Regions from separate parts of the Homo sapiens genome. Here region 1 is linked to region 2. Evidence: read pairs that join two places in POLR2A ChIA-PET (ENCODE). Cell type or tissue: PC-9. All regions are shown on one strand. Each heading gives the region's core, and the rest is flanking DNA. Links, peaks and the distances in the headings are about the cores only.

Region 1 (5,088 bases), core at 1,550-4,049, 430 kb after region 2:
ACCAGGCGTGGTGGCGGGGCACCTGTAATCCCAATTACTCGGGAGGCTGAGGTGGGAGAATTGCTTGAACCCAGGAGGCGGAGGTTGCAGTGAGCCGAGATCATGCCACTGCACTTCAGCCTGGGCAATAGAGCAAAAACTCCATCTCAAAAAAAAAAAAAAAGAAAAGAAAAAAGAACAAAAAACGTATTTTGTAGAAATTGGATCATTTGTTACGTACCATTTTGTCTCTGCTTTTTTACCTGTATTGTGTTAAGAACATGATTATATAGCCACATATAGATCCACAACATTATTTTGTGTGGCTGCGTAGTATTTCAGCATATGTATGTATCACTATTTTTATAACGTAGCCACTATTATTGGACATATATATTAACTCCAATGCTCTACTTTACTCCTGTATACAGTGCTTAGACAAATGTTCTTATAGCCACATCTTTGTGTCATTCATTGTTCCCTAAGGATCCATTCCTAAAAAAGGAATTTCTGCGTTAAACGGTATGCACACTTTTAAGGCTTATCATGTACTTTTTCAACGATGAAAGATGAAACCAGTTGATAGCTGCATTGACACTGTCTGAATCTGCCCAATTTATTGGCGGCTCATTATCTTAATAACCCGGCAGCGGTAGCTTAGTGGGTGGGAGGCTCACTTGCACGGATTGGGCGGAGGGAGGCATCAATAGCCACTCTAAAAGGACTTTGCAAAGAGAGGCCCCTGGGTGGCCTGATGGGGCTGGGTTGGACTGTGTTGAAGGGGCTTACCTGCCCGGGCTGTGCTGTGCTGTGCTGTGTTGGCCCGACTGTATTGGTTATGGGAGGCTGTGCTGGGCAGTTGGGCTGGGTTGGCTGCACTGGCTCAGGCCTGGCAGTCTTGTCCCTGGTGTGATCCTGGGCTCAGCCTGGTGTGATCAGCGTAGTCACCAATCCAAGACATTCATTCTAGAAGCTGGCATGGCCTCCGTGGCCATGCTGACAGACTTGTCCATTCACGTAGTGGAGAGTGATTCATCAGAGCTGGTGGTGGCAGCAGTAACTCTGACAGAGTGGAACTGCTCTCACCATCCTGTCACTTGGCCTCTAAAAATAACTCCTGCCGGTTCCGAGTGACCGCACCGCCAGGTGTCTGGAGGTGCAGTCCTGTGGTTGTGGCTATGTGAGGGAGGGTGTGTTTGTGTGTGTGTGTGTGTGTGTGTGTGTGTGTGTGTGTGTGTGTGTTGGGGATAGAGGTGCCATCTGGGGGCCTCTTGATTGGTTGACCTCTGAGCCAGGGCTTTGGGGTGGGAGTATGAGAGGCAGACCAGGCTCGCTCTTTTCTACCCTCTCATAGCTGGGGACAGAGACAGCTAGTGGGGGTAGCAGTATTTTTCAGGACTGTGTGCTCACTCCCTGCTGAAAAAGGGCAGAGAGAGTGGAATGGAGAGGGTGACTTCAGAGGCAATATGACAAGGGTGAGGCAGGCTCTGGGGAAGCACAGCATTTAGCCAATCAACATCTATGTCCCACAAAAGCCCACATAAAAGCTCATCGTCTTAGTGAAGTCTTTAATGTAGGGTTCCTTTAAATTAGATACAAAATACAAAATACACACATATACAGCTAATTTCTTATCGTGGCTGATTAGAGATCATCTAGCCCAAGTCTTAACCAAGGGGATTATCTATCTATCACTCAGGGGGTGATCTATGCATGGGCTTCATGAGCTCTCTTGATACCTGAAAGATGATAAAGGTAGGTATGTGTGTGTGTGAGTGTGACTTTGTGTGTGTGTATGTGTGTGCAGGTGCATACCCATGTACATTTTTCTAGGAGAAGCTCTGCAGTTTTCATTGCATTTTCAAAGGAAATCAGGACCGATAAAAGGTTTTCTTTTTCTTTTTCTTTTTTTTTCTTTTTTCTTTTTTTTGAGACAGTGTCTCGCTCTGTTGCCCAGGCTGGAGTGCAGTGGCGCGATTTTGGCTCACTGCAACCTCTGCCTCCCGGGTTCAAGTGATTCTCCTGCCTCAGCCTCCCAAGTAGCTGGGACTACAGGCGCACGCCACCATCCCTGGCTAATTTTTGTATTTTTAGTAGAGATGGGGTTTCACCATGTTGGCCAGGCTAGTCTCAAACTCCTGACCTCAGGTGATCTGCCCGCCTCGGCCTCCCAGAGTGTAAGAATTACAGGCGTCAGCCACTGCGCCCAGCCCCCTAAAAGGTTTAGAACTGCGCTAGTCCAACCCCCTCATATTACAGGTAAGGAAATTGAATTCAGAGAGGAAAATGACTGCCCAAGATCTCACAGCAAAGGTCAAATCAAGGTTTCTTGATGCCCAGCCCAGCGCCCTCTGCCACACAGGACGCCACCCTCCCCTGCCTGGTTCCTTGAGCCAGGGTCTAGCTACCTACAGTAGGCAGGATCACAGTACCATTTTCCATACCCTCTTGGCTGGCATGGATCCAACTGAACAGGCTTGAGGCTTTCAATCACAGTGGGCAGCTGAGCCCTCACCTCCAGACCTTCCCACTCCCAGGGGAAAACCCATGGGGCATCTCCTGACTCATTCCTTTAGAGGGCATCTTTGCCCAGGACAGTTAAATCTGTCTGTTGACATTCTTATCCTGGTGGGACACTCTCTGATACAGGAAGTGCCTCTGCCTTGTGGGAAAGGAACTGACCCTCGGGTCCTGGAGGACAGGAAATAGAATGGCTGAGTGGGCCTGGGAATATTATATGATGGAAAGGCAGGAGGTCATAGCTAGTGGCAAGAGACAGATGCTGTCTCATTGTATATGGGAGGAATTAAACTGCCATAGGAGTGAATAATAGGACTGATAAGTAACATTTATTGAATACTTACTATAAGTTAGACACTCTTCTAAGATATTTACATGTATTAGCTCCATTAATCCTTATAATAACTCCATATGGTTATTATAAGGAAACTGAGGCACAAATAGATTAAGCACATCTAGGAAACAACTGAGCCAGGATATGAAGTCAGGTCCTCTGACTCCAGAGTATACATCACTCTGGAGCCAAAGTGTAGGCTCCTAGCCTCTATGCTGGCAGACCTGAAACTCCAGTGTGCGTTAGAATCACAGGAGGGCTGATGAAAGCACTGTTGCTGTTCCAAACCTCCTAGTTTCTGACTCAGTAGGTCTGTGTGGGGCCTGAGGATTTGTGTACTTAAGAGTTCCCAGATAAGGCTGGGTGCGGTGGATCACGAGGTCAGGAGTTCAAGACCAGCCTGGACAAGATGATGAAACCCCCGTCTCTACTAAAAATACAAAAAAATTAGCCGGTTGTGGTGGTGGGTGCCTGTAATCCCAGCTACTTGGGAGGCTGAGGCGGAGAATTGCTTGAACCTGGGAGGTGAAGGTTGCAGTGAGCTGAGATTGCGATCACACCACTGCACTCCAGCCTGGGCGACAGAGGGAGACTCCATCTCAAAAAAAAAAAAAAAAAAAGAGTTCCCAGATATTGCTGGTGTTCCAGGGACCACACTTTAGAATCATCCCTGTTTCCTGATAGGAAGAGATGAACAGAGGGAAAAGAAGTGGTGACTGATCTCACCTGGATTATTGCAATGTCCCACTGTGGTTCCAGGCTTCTCCTTCACTCCGGTCACTGAGTCTTCACCAGGAGCAAATTAATTTTCCTAAAGCCCAGCTCTAATTATGCCTCTGCTCAAAGCTCTCTGGATCCTCTGACACTATCCACCATTGCTGTCCACTAGAAATGTCTGTAGTGATGAAATGTTCTACATCTGCACCGTCCAGTATGGTAACCACTAACCACATGTGGCTATGAGTTTTACATTTTGTTCCATTAAATTTAAATTTAAATAATCACATTTGGCCAGTTGCTAGACAGTGCAGTGCACTTGGTTTGTCATTCAAGGCTCTGCTTGGCACCAGCTCCTTTCTATCTCCTCAGGGATAGCCTCAACCCTCAGTATCCCAGGCTCCAGGTCATATGCAGCGTTTCCTGATTCTACCTTGTAATTCCCAGCACTATGGCTTGTGTTATGCTCTCTCCTCAGTCTACATTGTCCTTCTGCCCTGCCTTTAATGCCCAACCCACATATGACCTCTTCCTCGAAACCTCCTTTGACACCTGCTGCTCTCTAATCTTTTTCTCCTCTGAACTCCCCAACACTCTGTCCTCTTCTTACAACCTTTAGTGCTTTCTGTTTTACATTGCAGTTGGCTGGTGTGGGTACTTTCTCTTACTAAACTGTGAGCTTTTGGAGGATGTGACTGTTTTCTGTAGAGAGCTCTTGCTTCCTACTGTAGGTCCCTCCAGGTACACAGAGGAGTTCGACAAATCCCACAAACCTTTGTACTGGCACACTGGGGATACAGAGATCGGTACCATAACTTCCCTGTCCTCAAGCTGCTCACAGGCTTCTACGAGAGTCTGATTCATGCCCAGAGAACCACTGAAGCCAATGGTTATTTTAGGCAGGGAGATAAAAGCCACAGAGGGCCCAGTTGGCGAGGGGAGTCCGGCAGGAGCTGCCTAAGCAGAAGGCTGTGTTTACATACACAGACGACTTCTCTGCCCAGCCTGGCCTAGTGTGGGGAGATGGGAACATTCAGGCGTCACTGCCTGGCTGCCTTGTGAAGTTGCGGATTAACCAGTGATGCAGCGGCTGGTCTAGCCGTCTGGTCCCTGCAGATGGATGGATGAAGAGAGGACTGAAAAGACAGCAGAGCAGTGCCAGCTTCTGGAAGTGAAGTGCTGGCTGGGTGGAGTGGGCACCTGGGCTGGGAATGTGAGTGCAAGGAAATGTTTGTGATCTGACAGCAGACAGCAGGTGAAATTCTGCTGGGTCTGGCTTGGGGGGTTATGAGGTCTTCATAACAGTCCCTGTTTTAAATGGAAAAACTGTTGAAAAGAAAAAAAAAAAAAGGAGGTCAGGTGCAGTGGGTCATGCCTGTTATCCCAGCACTGTGGGAGGCCAAGGTGAGTAGAACACTTGAGCTCAGGAGTTTGAGACCAGCCTAGGCAACATGGCAAAACCCTATCTCTACAAAAAATATAAAAATTAGCAGTGCATGGTGGTGTACACCTGTAGTCCCAGCTACTTAGGGGGCTGA
Region 2 (2,500 bases), core at 1-2,500:
TATATTTATTTATTTATAGTTTTATTTTTTTTCAAGGCAGAGTCTTACTCTGTTGCCCAGGCTGGAGCACTGCAGCGCAATAGCACAATCTTGGCTCACTGCAATCTCCATATCCTGGGTTCAAGCAATTCTCCTGCCTCAGCCTCACAAGTAGGTGGGATTACAGTTGAGCACCACCATGCTTGGCTAATTTTTGTATTTTTACTAGAGACGGGGTTTCGCCATGTTGGCCAGGCTGGTCTCAAACTCCTAATCTCAGGTGATCCACCCGCCTCGGCCTCCCAAAGTGCTGGGATTACAGGCATAAGCCACCGCGCCCGGCCACAAAAACTAATTTAAAGCACTTGAAAATATTAAACATGCCACCTTCCCCACCATTATTAACTATTATTGTACTTCTACTATGCAACTTGGATCAAAAAATTTTAGGAGTACCTAAGTGTGATGATTTGGTTTTCACATTCATGTGTGAGCTGTGCCTGCCTTTTGTTACAAGGGCATATTACCCTTTGTTGTGAAAAAAACTTTTTTGATCGGACACAGAGGCTCAGTCCTGTAATCCCAGCAGTTTGGAAGGCTAAGGTGGGACATCATTTAAGGCCAGGAGCTAGAGACTAATCTGAGCAACACAGCAAATGTAGTTTAAAAAAAAAAAAACCCTAAGTAATATAATTATGGTAATTACTTACTGTAATAAATCCATATCCCTTGGATCGACCAGTTTCACTGTCCATCATCAGCTGGATACTTTCAATCTATAATTGAAAAGCATAATTACTATAACTTAAAAGCAGAGTACAAAACTACTTTCTTCCCTGAGACATGGTTTTAAAAATCTACCAGTCTCCTCATCCTCCAAAATAGAAGACTTATCACAAAACCTCATCACCAAGAAGTCTTTTTTAAGTCTAGAAACTATAATTTTATATGTAAAATGAAAAAAATTAGGCTGGGCGTGGTGGTCGGCGCCTGTAATCCCAGCATTTTGGGAGGTTGAGGGAGGCGGATCACCTGAGGTCAGGAGTTTGGGACCAGCCTGGCCAACATGACGAAATCAGGTCTCCACCAAAAATACAAAAATTGTCTGGGCTTGGTGGCGCATGCCTGTACGCCCAGCTACTTGGAATGCTGAAGCAGAAGAATTGCTTGAACCCGGGAGGCAGAGGTTGCAATGACCCCAGAGCACGCCACTGTACTCCAGCCTGGACAACAGAGCGAGACTTGGTCTCAAAAAACAAAACAAAAACAAAAAAAAAAAACAAACTCTAGAAACTTCCCAAGCGAGAAATTATGCACTGGGGAGCAGAGGGGAGAAAAAAAAACTATGATTGTAACCTAAGATTAATTTTTATATCAATACTAAACCACTGAAAACCAGAAATCCTTCGTAAATTACCAATAGAAGGTAGAAACAAAATCAACGTTTCCTTCCCATTGTGCTAAAAACACCAAGCAGTAATTTCCAATTATACCAGACAGAATCGTAAAAATGGAATGAATTTGGCAATATACAATGAATTTGGCAATAACTGCACAATTCTGTGAATTGTACTAACTAAAAACCATTGAGTTTACGTTCAATCAGTGAACTGTAACACAATCTCCTGATTTAGCTGTCCATTTAAAAAAAGGTATGAAAAATTAAAACAGAGCATCCAGCCAGGTGGGTTGGCTCAGGTCTGTAATCCGAGCACTTTGGGAGGCAGGAGGATCGCATGTTAAGGAGGTGGACGCTACACAGTGAGCTTGCATCATGCTGTTGCACTCCAGCCTCAGTCACAGAGGGAGACTCTGTCTCAAACAAGAAAGGAACTTTTTTTTTTTTTGAGACGGAGTCTCGCTCTGTGGCGCAGGCTGGAGTGCAGTGGTGTGATCTTGGCTCACTGCGAGCTCTGCCTCCCGGGTTCACACCATTCTCCTGCCTCAGCCTCCCAAGTAGCTGGGACTACAGGCACCCACCACCACGCCCAGCTAAATTTTTTGTATTTTTAGTATAGACGGGGTTTCACCGAGTTTGCCAGGATGGTCTTGATCTCCTGACCTCGTGATCCACCCGCCTCGGCCTCCCAAAGTGCTGGGATTACAGGCATGAGCCACTGCGCCCAGCCCAAGGAACGAACTTTTAATGTTAAGTATATTTTACCAAAATTTTAAAAAAGAAACAAAGTTTATTTGCTAGTATTTGCTAAGCCACAGAAAGTCTATGGAAGGATATAAAAAACAAAACAAAACAAAAAAAAAACGGGTAAGGGCTGCCTCTAGAAAAGGAGTAGTCGTGGATGAAGTGGGACTATGATAGGGATAAGATATTCTAGGAGCATTAGCTAGCAAAAAGTAAACAATATAAACATTTAGGCTGGGCTCGGTGGCTCCCACCTGTAGGTGTGAGCTGACATGGGCAGACTATCTGAGCTCAGGAGTTCGAGACCAGCCTGGGCACCACGGTGAAACCCTGTCTCTACTAAAACACAAAAAAGTAGGTTGGGCTCCGTGACTCATG

What was found. ChIA-PET counts read pairs that join two places held together with the same protein. Peaks named below come from ENCODE experiments on the same cell type or tissue, not always from the same donor. Only the 100,000 strongest peaks of a DNase experiment are listed, where the experiment ranks them.
Region 1: POLR2A ChIA-PET joins it to region 2 with 17 read pairs; 3 of 35 experiments call an interaction of 5 or more read pairs at or near these places.

What each region holds. Positions count from the first base shown.
Region 1 is chr20:36,141,962-36,147,049 of GRCh38, forward strand. It overlaps a transcript of EPB41L1 not described here. Among named protein-coding and RNA genes, the nearest start is that of EPB41L1, 10 kb to the right of the region's middle. RefSeq lists a silencer at 1,254-1,303. In PC-9, for the core only: no CTCF peak of the experiment used is centred there; no DNase peak of the experiment used is centred there.
Region 2 is chr20:35,716,051-35,718,550 of GRCh38, forward strand. RBM39 (RNA binding motif protein 39) reads right to left here. Exons shown (of 17, transcript NM_184234.3): 10 at 690-755. LOC124904980 (small nucleolar RNA U13) reads left to right here and starts at 421; the gene lies at 421-520. In PC-9, for the core only: no CTCF peak of the experiment used is centred there; no DNase peak of the experiment used is centred there; H3K27ac peaks cover 501 bases.